Linked DNA regions of Homo sapiens: region 2 is linked to region 1. A link is an interaction called in ENCODE POLR2A ChIA-PET data of the cell type or tissue named here. Cell type or tissue: GM12878. All regions are shown on one strand. Links, peaks and the distances in the headings refer to the core of each region. The heading gives the core; the rest is flanking DNA. Region 1 has its middle 110 kb from the start of TSEN15. Region 2 overlaps C1orf21 (chromosome 1 open reading frame 21).

Region 1 (5,382 bases), core at 90-5,089:
CATCCAGTGGTTGCAATCTGAGCCTTGGGGAAGGGCTCATCCTGTTTTATGTTCATCCTGTTTTATGTTTTATGTTCATCCCTCCTTGGGTACTCTCTTGGGTACTCAGCCTTAGGGTACCACATAGAGTTATCTTATATATTATAATTGCTCTTTTAACATAATTTTAAAAAATTTATATTAAACTTTCTCTGTTTAAGTCACTGTGGTTTCTGCCCCCTCATGGACAAAGACTGACACAAAAGTGAAAGGGGCAGGGTGACAGATGTCAACAAGGATAGGCCGGCACATACTGGCATGTGTGGTCACCTACCCTAGAGATGGGAGGGTGGGTCCTGACTACGCTGGAGGCTCTGATTTATTTCTGAAGTTCAGCTATTTATTTGCCCTTGAGTTTTGAGACAGGCCTATTTCTTAAACTAAATTATATCTCTTTGCTTTTGGAGAGCTCAAGTGTGTTTCTGTTACTTGAAACCAAAAAAGCCATCATTAATAAATATGCAATTTCACATTCTATTAAATATGCCTCAGAAAAGGAAATAAAGGGATAAAGAAGGACTATTCTAGAAGCAGAAAAAAAAAAGGAGAAGGGAGATTATGCTGAGGATTAACATGAGAGAAAATCCTAGTTCTTTAAATATCTCAGTTGGGCTTGATGCTGATGTTAGGGCTTCAAGTTCTTCAGAGATGACTCATCCCTGTCATCTCTGACTGATGGGGAGCTCACACAAGGGAGCTAGATGGGGCACTGGCCAAGTGATTCTGCATGCAAGAGAGCATGGCTGAGGTCAAATGAGGCCTCCTACTCTTCACCCAAACTAGACTTTGGGAACTGCTCACCTCATGTATCTGAGAGAAGAGTTAGGTACGCAGAGCCCACCCAAATTCACCAGCTATAGCCAGTTGCAAGGACTAAGGCTGCTTCATAAATGAACCGCAATGGGACAGAGTGAAGGCCCACACCTTGGCAGCATGCTCCCAGTGAAGGGAATGCGTTGGGCTGGTTTCACTCTGCAGAGTCAATTCCTACCCATTAATAAAGCATGTCCTAGTAAATATTACACATTTGCCAATCAGACTTGCCATTTGTTTGCTTGTTTGCTTGTTTTTTGAGGCAAGGTCTCACTCTGTCCCCCAGGCTAGAGTGCAGTGGTGAGATCTCAGCTCACTGCAGCCTTGCCCTCCTGGTCTCAAGCAATTCTCTCACCTCTCAGCTAGTAGCTGGGACTCCAGGCACATGCCACCATGCCCAAGTAATTTTTGTATTTTTTGGTAGAGATAAGGTTTTCACTATGTTGCCCAGGCTGGTCTCAAACTCCTGAGCTCAAGTGATCCACTCGCCTCGGCCTCCCAAAGTGCTAGGATTATAGGCATGAGCCACCATGCCCAGCCCAGAGTTGCCATTTTTGTCTGAGGGAGGCAGACAAATCCATATGGGTCTGTAGCAGCCTCACTTCTTGACTCCCCAGAAGAAAGAACTCCACAGAGGGGTATAAGGCAGAGGGAAACACTGAAGCAAGTTTTAGAGCAGGAGTGAAGGTTTATTAAAAAGCTTTAGGCCGGGCACGGTGGCTCACGCCTGTAATCCCAGCACTTTGGAAGGCCGAGGTGGGCGGATCATGAGGTCAGGAGATGGAGACCATCCTAGCTAACACTGTGAAACCCTGTCTCTACTAAAAATACAAAAAATTAACCGGGCATGATGGCGGGCGCCTGTAGTCCCAGTTACTCGGGAGGCTGAGGCAGGAGAATGGCGTGAACCCGGAGGCGGAGCTTGCAGTGAGCCGAGATCACGCCACTGCACTCCAGCCTGGGCAACAGAGTGAGATTCCGTCTCAAAAAAAAAAAAAAAAAAAGAAGAAGCTTTAGAGCATGAACGAAAGGAAGTAAAGTACACTTGGAAGAGGCCCAAGGGGGCGAACTGAGAGATCAAGTGCACAGTTGGACCTTTTGACTTAGGGTTTTATATGTTGGCATGCTCCCAGGGTCTTGCATTCCTTCTCCCGGATTCTTCCCTTGGGAGGGGCTGTCCGTATGTGCAACAGCCTGCTAGCATCTGGGAGGGGAGCATGCGCAGTGTTTGTACTGGAGTTGTACACATGCTCACTTGAGGCGTTCTTCCCTTACCAGTTGCATGTCCTTAGAAGGTCATATACCAGTTAAGTTGCGCCATTTTGCCTTAGTGCACATGCTAGAGCCTACCCGCCCAACTCCTGATATCTTATCAGGAAGCTGCTGATCACCGGTTTCAGGTGTTTTCTATCTATTGGGAGACTGCCTTTCCCTGGGCTGGCTACAACCAATTATTAATGTTATGTTTAGAGAAATATTGTAACAACCACCTAACCATCACCTGATGGTCGCCTGACTTTCCTGGTGGGGCAAGGGGAGTCCTTTCCTGCCATGCTTATGTCTGACTAGCTACCTACTGTAACAGAGCCTCCCTCCCTGCACTTCCTCTCATGTTAAGATAGGACTGAAATTTTGGTGTCAATCCCCTCCTCCATGAGCCAAGATGAGAATTTAAGGAGTCAAAAGGAACACAAATATTCCTCCTTTTCAATAGTTAACTTTTACCTTACCTATTCAAATACAGGGATTTTTTAAAAATTCTGCACAGAATATTTGGTGAATTATAATAATCATGCCTGGAATCATTTTTATCTTTCAATGCACCTTTTCTTCAGAGTAAAAAAATGTTACATCAGTCCTTAGTAGAGTATGCAACTTGAGATGCTTTTGCTATGAATGGAGAGAATCTAAGTAGACTTATTCACTTTCTTTTATCTAGAAGTGCAAAGTTGGATAAGACGTGGTCTTTGCCTTTTAGAAAGAGGGGCACTTCCATTCACATTGTGTTTCTTTTGGCTCTGCTATGGAGAACAATAATTAAATAAGGTTCTGACCAATCAGAATGGATGATGAAACAAGAGTGGGTGCTGCAACCAGTCGGAGCTGATGTCACAGCTAATGACAAGGATGCTGGCTGTACACATGAAGCAGGCTGCGCAGTATGTTACAGTGGAGGTTATCTCTGGATCTGTGAGAACCCAAGTCTAAGCTGGTAGAAAGGACTGTGGGAGAGTCCCTGGCTGACTTCAGTCAAATCTTCCTGTCAAGTTGATGGCATTCAAAGATAGTAAAAAACTGGCAAGTAGTTGGGGATTTTTCAAGAATATTTCCCCCTGCAGCCTCCTCCTCCCATAGCTTTAATCATCTCAGTACATTGCAACACAGCTTTTCTAGTTGCTCTTTCCAAAATTTCTCCTCTTTTACTCTAACATCCTACATTTGCATTGTAAGCAAATCCTGACAACTCCACCTTCAAAATATGTCTAGAATCTGACTAGTTTTCAGCACTTCTATTAACTATGTTTCCTGGCCCAGCCACCCTCATTTCTTGCCTGGATCACTGGAATGTCTTTTTCACTGGTCTCCTGCCCCACTTCAGTCTATTCGTAATCTGACAGCCAGGGTGATTTCATTAAAATAGAGTAGGATTGTGTTGCTCCTCTCCTGGAAACTCTCCAATGGCTTCTCATCTTAGAGTAAAAGCCAAAGGTCTTACCCTGGCCTACAAGGCCCCACATTTTCTAGATCCCCATTATCTCTCTGACTGTATCTCCTACTAACTCAATGTGGCAGACTGATGGCAAATCTGGTCCTAATTCTCCACCCTTCACTATATTCACACCTTTTGCAATGTGACTCTGAAGCTCTTCCTATGAAGTGGAGTTTATTTCTCCATCCCTTGAAACTAAACTTGTCTTATCAATTGCTTTGGCCAATAGAATGTGGCAGAAGTGACAGTCTCCATTCTGAACTTAGGCCTTAAGAGGGCTTATGTGTGTTCTCTCTCTCTCTCTCTCTCTCTCTCTAGCCTCTCTCCCTCCCTTTCTCTCTCTGACTCTCTTTTGCTACTGGAGGATATGAGAAACAGAGATATGGAAGCAGACCTAAATCAACCCAGTCATCTTGTCAAAACTCTCAGATATGTAAGAGAGCTCAGATAAGATCAGCAAAGCTGTGCTGGCTTGCAGCTGACTGTGAAAGCATGAGTAAGCCCCACCAAGATCAGCTCAGATCAGCAAAACCATCTAGCTGATCTTGAGACTGAGGGGAAAACCTAAATGCTTATTACTGTATACCACTGAAATTTTGAGTTTGCTTGTTACTCAGCATTATTGCGAAATTGATGACTGATGCGTTACTTTGCCCATTATTCTCCAGCCTTCTGGAAAATGCCAGTCACCTCTCTACCTCAGAGTCTTTGCACTGGCTGTTCCCTCTGACTAGAATACTTCCTCTCAGTCTTCCTACCTCCAATAGCTGCATGCCTTGATCCCTAACCAACTTCAAATCTTTTCTCAAATGTCATCATCTTAGTGAGATCTTGTCAGGACATAACATATAATGCAACCTTCTTTGAACACTTAATATTCCCCCTTGTCAACTTTCAACTTTCTTTTCAGCATTTATTGCTGTCACATATATATATATTTTTTTCCTTGTTTGTTGTCTAACTCCCTTGTAAACTCCTTGGGAGCAGAGATTTTTTGACTATTTTATTCAAGATTATATTCCTATGCCCAAAATGGTATCTGGCACATAAAAGACACACAGTACGTATTTGTTGAATAAATATGTGAATGAATGTGAATTCTCCACAGAATAGTAGAAGTGATGAGAAAATGTTTTCCTCAATTTTAAAAAAATTGGTAAAAGCAAAAATAAAACATTATATCTGCTTGATCTATATAACTTCTCTCCGTCTCCACCACCATGATCCTAGTCATAGCTGCCATGAGCTCCTGTCTGCATGGTTGCAATTACCTCCTAACTAGTATTCCTGCCATCAGTCCTTGCTCCCTACAATTTCTTTTTCTCCATTGCAACCTGGATGATTTTCTGAAAGGGCAAACCGGAGAGACCAAAATCCTTAGCATGGCCCCACAGTCTCTTCTCCTCACTCTCTTTGCTCGTTCTCCAGTCTTCAGGTTTCCTGAAATAGTCATGCCTCTTCCTGCCTCAGGGCCTTTTCACAAGCCATCCCCTCTTCCTGGGAGATGTACTCTTAATCATCCCTCGGCCTAGTCAACTCCTACTCATCCTTCCATTCTTATGCAGAAAAGTTTCCCCTGAATCCACAGGCTCAAGTTTCTCTGAGAGTCTGTGCTTTCTGTTTAAGGCACACAATGCAGTTGATAATTCTGGGTTTGTGCAATTACTTGTTTGATGTCTCCTTTTTCCAATATACTGCAAGCTCAGTGAAGACCTAAAGCTATTCAACAGATCATCTGGCTAAGTTTGGCCTGAAGTTCATATAAGCCCTTTGAAATTGAGAGATTTGTAGTGTCAAACAGGAAACAACTATGAAGAAAG
Region 2 (5,382 bases), core at 58-5,057, 390 kb before region 1:
GAAAAATTAGCCAGGCTAGGTGGCATGCACCTGAAGTCCCAGCTACTCAGGAGGCTGAGGTTGGAGGATCGTTTGAGCCCAGGAGGTCAAGGCTGCAGTGAGCCAGGATTGCACCACTGCACTCCAGCCTGGGTGACAGAATGAGATCCTGTCTCAAAAAACAAACAAACAAACAAACAAAGAAACAAACAAAACATAAAATCTCCACAACTTGAAGAGATGAAATCACTTCACGACAGCCAGGTCTACTGCTGTAACTCCTGTCTTGCAGCCCTGCCAGATAAAATTAAGAAGGCAGCAAAGAGAAATTTAGCAAATGTGTTCTAAATAGTATTATAATTTGCCTCTTTTTTTCTTGTATTGGGTGAAGAAAACTGAGCAGTCCATGAAATTAAAACAAATTAATTTACTTTCCTAAAAGGTTTTCAAAAATAGACAATAACAACCTTTACAATCTCATCTAGCACTACATGCGTTCCTTGATATTAAATCTTTTTTATTCTTAAACACTTATACTATTTGTTTTTACAAAACAAGATTCAATAGTCACTGGGACTTTAAGGAAAAATATCTATAACAACCCCAACCAACTACTACATTTTGTCACATCATGACTTAAACCAGCTTACCTTAAACATGCTGAGAACACTGACAACAGCCTACAGTTGGGCCAAATCAGGTAACGCAAAGCCTATTTTAAAATTAAGTGCTGATATCTCAGGTAATTTATTGAATATTGTGCTGAATGTGAAAAACAGAATGATTCCACACCACTGTAAAGTTGAAAAATCATAAATCAAACCATTGTATGCCAGACAGTCTGTGTATGATTGGATATTTTCAGTGAAATATAAAAACATTTATACATTATCTAAATCTAGTATTTATGTATATTATTTGTATACATAAAAATAAATAGGAAGATTACTCATATTGGGACTGTAGTGATGAATTTTTCATTAAAAGGAAAAGTGATAGACTAGAGAAAAAACACCTGGAATGTTCCAGAACTGCCTGGTTGGCAGTCCCTTCCTTCCCTGCTGCTCCACTCCTGAATTTTTACACATCACAAAAACAATCAAACAAAAAGAAAAAAAAAACTCAAAAGATGTTATATCATAGGGAAAAGTATGAGTAAGGAATACAATGTTATCTCCTTACCAGAAAACTAGAGACTACAAAATATTTTAAAATGCAACAACTAAAAAGGTAAAAATGTTAGTGTATGTAACTTTATATATTTAATACATATATTTAAATATAAATTTAGTATATTTTACAACACTGCTGTTGACTGAGAAGACAAATGCAAATAAACAGATTTGAAGATTTCGGGTGATTTCTTAATGATTCTACTTCATTAATTTAAAAGCAAAGTACTTTAAAGAAGGCGTCACACTTTTTAATGTAACCAGAGGAAGAAGAAGTCATCCCTTGACTGAGATTCTCACCCACTTCACCAAAATCATCACTCATCTTAAACCATTTTGCAGATGACAAAACTGAGTCTCAGATGTTGCTATTCTAAAGTTCCACGGCTAGGAGACTGAGCAGGACTTGAGCCCACCACCCCAGGAGTTCTTTAGCTTTTTTGTGCCATGTACTCCTCTGACAGTCTGGTAAAACCTATATACCTCTTCTCAGAATAGTATTTTTAAATTCCTAAAACAAATACATAGCACTAGAAAGGACAAAAATTATAAAGAAATAATAATTATCAAAATATTTTTAGGAAAAAATTGTGATAGAGTAATATATGTTCTTTATTAATGTATTAAATAAGAAGATATACTAGTGGGTCTGATAACTATGGTAATTTTAAAGGAGTCATGAGCATTAATATTTCAACAACTTTAACGTGGTATGAAAACAACCGTGACTTTTACTGTTGAAAAGTCACAGGTACTGCTATTACTACTGGCTTGTTGCCTACATTCACAATTAGGGTGTCATTTGCTGAATACTTTAGTTCCTTCTCCAAAGGAAAGTACCCTGCAAATTTGTCCAAATCAAAAGTCTAAAATTTCCATTAAAGGTTAGTGAAAATAAAGATGTAATTTTTTTTTCTCATGGAAGTTCACAGACTCCCTGAATTCTGTCTACAGACCTCTTGGGAACTGCCCATTCTGGCTAAGTGCTTAGTGTAGAGTCCAGGTAGACTTCTCTAAGGAGTCTGCAATGGGGAGAATGGCGTGAACCCGGGAGGCGGAGCTTGTAGTGAGTGGAGATCGCGCCGCTGCACTCCAGCCTGGGCGACAGAGGGAGACTCCGTCTCAACAAAAAAAAAAAAAAAAAAAAGAGTCTGCAATGGGTATAAAATGAATGAATAAATGCAAGTTCCCACTGAAACACTGAGGTGGGTCAGGCACCACTGCCAGATGGTTCACTTCCTCTTTCAGGGCCAATTTAACCAGCCCATGCTCCCTAACTACAGTGTGAGTGAGTGTGTGAGTGTGTGTGTGTGTGTGTGTGTGTGTGTGTGTGTGTGTGTGTTGGGGATTTGAGATATGGATTACTATACTTCCTAGAGGCACCTTCATTTACCTGCCTAACCAGTATCTTGTATCACCTGATTATCATTTTCTAAGATCACACAGCCTAGGGTACCAGAAGGTATAACAAGGTCTTTGGGAAACAGACCAGGTTGTGAGGCCCAGCACAGAGTAAAAGCCTCAGCTAGTCTGCAGCAGCCTCTGCTATGGTCAGGAGGAGCAGGAGATGGTCAAGTGGGTACTGATGGGACAGCAGCCAGTGCCACCGTGGCCATAGCAGGTATCCATTTCCAATGGTATAACTTGTCTGCCTTGGAGCAGCACATTTCTGATGCCCTGGGTCAACATTTCAGATTGTAATGAATGTCAAACAACTGTTACTGAGATTCTTGTCTGATATTCCCTACACCTTTTTTCTAGAGAGGAGCATACTCCAGTATTTTGATTATTCTCTTCATAAAGGATGGGATATGCTCATTTCATCTATTCAAATTTTTAGATTAACTTAAGATAGCTAAAAATTTAAATATCTAAAATGCTGCCAAAATAAAAGAGAAAACACATTTGGCTTTACTCTCTCAACTTTGTATGTGAGAGAGAACATTCCTGTGTTCATGTGCATGTGCGTGCACACGTGTACACTGCTTCGTGGGGAAGGAAACAGAGCTTCCCTGTGATTTCCTAGATTTCCTCCCTGTGGTTTTCAGAAACCATGTTCCCAGCAGCAAATCCAAAGACTTGCCTTGAGCATGCATGCCATTTTTGCAAAGAGACCAAAAAAAAAAAAAAAAAAAAGTCTGGATGTATCTTTAAATGGCAAGGAAGTAGGATCATAAACACAAATTTAAATAAGCAAAGAATGATTAAACTTCAAAGCAAAAAAGGAAACAGAATAATTCAGACCCTGATATAAATAAAAGAACAATACTCTAGTTCAAATTCCCTAGCTAGGCATTCAAGACCATGCTCAATCCAGCCCTACTAACTTGTCCTCAGAGGTCCTGCCCTGCATGGTCTGGCCTCTTCTGGCTGCTCCGGCTTTGTATCAACCTACTCTTGCCCTCATTCTCCTTCTCTAGACTCAGTTCCTGGAATATCCCAGGCTCTCTCCTACTTTGGTGACTTTTAACTGCAGTTTTATCTGCCTGAAAGGCTCTTGATGGTCTTGCCCATCACCCTTCTCCCATTTTTTAGTTACTGCTGTTCATTCTTCAGGTTTCATCTCAGGCCTTCCCTGATCCTCCAGATCAGCCAGATTTCCAAGGCCTGTGCATTAGATTGGGTCAACTGTGCTCTAAATCAGGGTGTAGAGTCAAGTATGGGGATGGCGAGGCTGCCCTACTGGCCAAGCCATGCACCTTAGTGCTGGGCTTTGTCCAGCTGGACACTTTTTCCAGTCCTTTATGTGAACTGGAAAAGACTCCACTGGCTTGCCAAACCATGTGCCTACAGGTTTTCATATACCTGGAGGTTGCCTTTTGTTTTGTCCTCTGAGAGCGGATGGCTTTTTCTTATGTGCACAAAGGCATGCATATCATATCATTGACCCTATAAATCTCCCTGCTTTACACATGCAATTGGCTTTTTCATTCATAGACTTAACAGAGTCTGTGGTCTGTAGTCATTGATATCTATGTATAATTAAGTGGTATCAGAGTTTCCCATTAGATGGTAAGATCCATTAGGGCAGTAACCATGGCTTTTTGCTCACAATTATCCCCAGTCCCTAACACAGGGTCTGGCACAGAATAGATGCTAAATGCATTTTTTTGTTTGGTTTTGAGATGGAGTCTTGCTCCTTCACCCAGGCTGGAGTGCAGCAGTGCAATCTCGGCTCACTGCAGCCTCTGCCTCCTGGGTTCAAGCAATCCTCCCATCTCAGCCTCCCAAGTAGCTGGGACTACAGGTGTGCACCACCATGCCCAGTTAATTTTTATATTTTTAGTAGAGACAGGGTTTCACCATGTTGGCCAGGCTCATCTTGAACTCCTGGCCTCAAGTGATATGCCCACCTTGGCCTCTCAAAGTGCTAGGATTACAGGTGTGAGCCACTGTGCCCAGCCTGCTAAATCCATGTTTATGAAGTGAATTAATTAAGAAGAAAGCCATAGATATGCTGTAATGAAAGAAATAACCAGACTTAGGGCAAGATGGAGGTGTCTAGCAGATTTACTTATACTTACTGAATAAATCAGGATTTGACAGATAGTAAGAAGGAAAAGTTGGCAGACCGAAGGACAGACTTTGCAACTTCATAATCGAAGGAGAATTTCCACTGAAGCATTTCACCCTAGGGCTAGGAAGAAACATGCTGCTTCTAGAAGAAATCAGAGTCAGGCTGGTAGTGCCTCAAGAGCCTGCTTGGGAATAAAGGGCGTTTTAAATAGGATAGCAAGCTGGGAGGGAACCTAAGTGAGACAAAAATCTAATGATTCATGAGATTCCAGGCAGACCAAGAACCCTGGAACTTGCAAAACTTGTTGCAACAAGAATTCTTGCTCAGTTGGCTGAAGACACTGAGGCAGAAAGCCTCTGTGTGTCACTTAGTGCACTGCACAACAGGAAAACCAGCTTCAAGTGAAGATCTGAGGCGAGCATAGGAGTAGTTATGGCCCGAACAGCCCTGAGACTTGGAAAATAAAGATCTGTATAGTTCCCTGAAGACAGGCAGGGAACACGAGCATCGGTACAGACTTAGGTGCCTCAATTCTAAATTTCTAAAAATTTCTCCCTATGGAAAGGGAGGGAGGGAAAAATGCAAAACACTTTTTCATTCTAGAAAAAAAAATATATGCTACACCAGATTACATGTATATATTTTAAATTTATCTAAAATATATCAAGCCATATAGCACTATTACAGATTCTTTCTTTACTTAATAGTATAACT

The links. Peaks named below come from ENCODE experiments on the same cell type or tissue, not always from the same donor. Only the 100,000 strongest peaks of a DNase experiment are listed, where the experiment ranks them.
Region 2: POLR2A ChIA-PET joins it to region 1 with 5 read pairs; 1 of 35 experiments calls an interaction of 5 or more read pairs at or near these places.

The regions. Positions count from the first base shown.
Region 1 is chr1:184,159,173-184,164,554 of GRCh38, reverse strand. No RefSeq gene overlaps it. Among named protein-coding and RNA genes, the nearest start is that of TSEN15, 110 kb to the right of the region's middle. RefSeq lists enhancers at 575-634, 2,896-2,975. In GM12878, for the core only: no CTCF peak of the experiment used is centred there; DNase peaks (open chromatin) are centred at 734, 3,074 and 4,054.
Region 2 is chr1:184,545,326-184,550,707 of GRCh38, reverse strand. All of the region lies in intron 3 of C1orf21 (chromosome 1 open reading frame 21), which reads right to left. Among named protein-coding and RNA genes, the nearest start is that of C1orf21, 160 kb to the right of the region's middle. In GM12878, for the core only: no CTCF peak of the experiment used is centred there; a DNase peak (open chromatin) is centred at 2,397.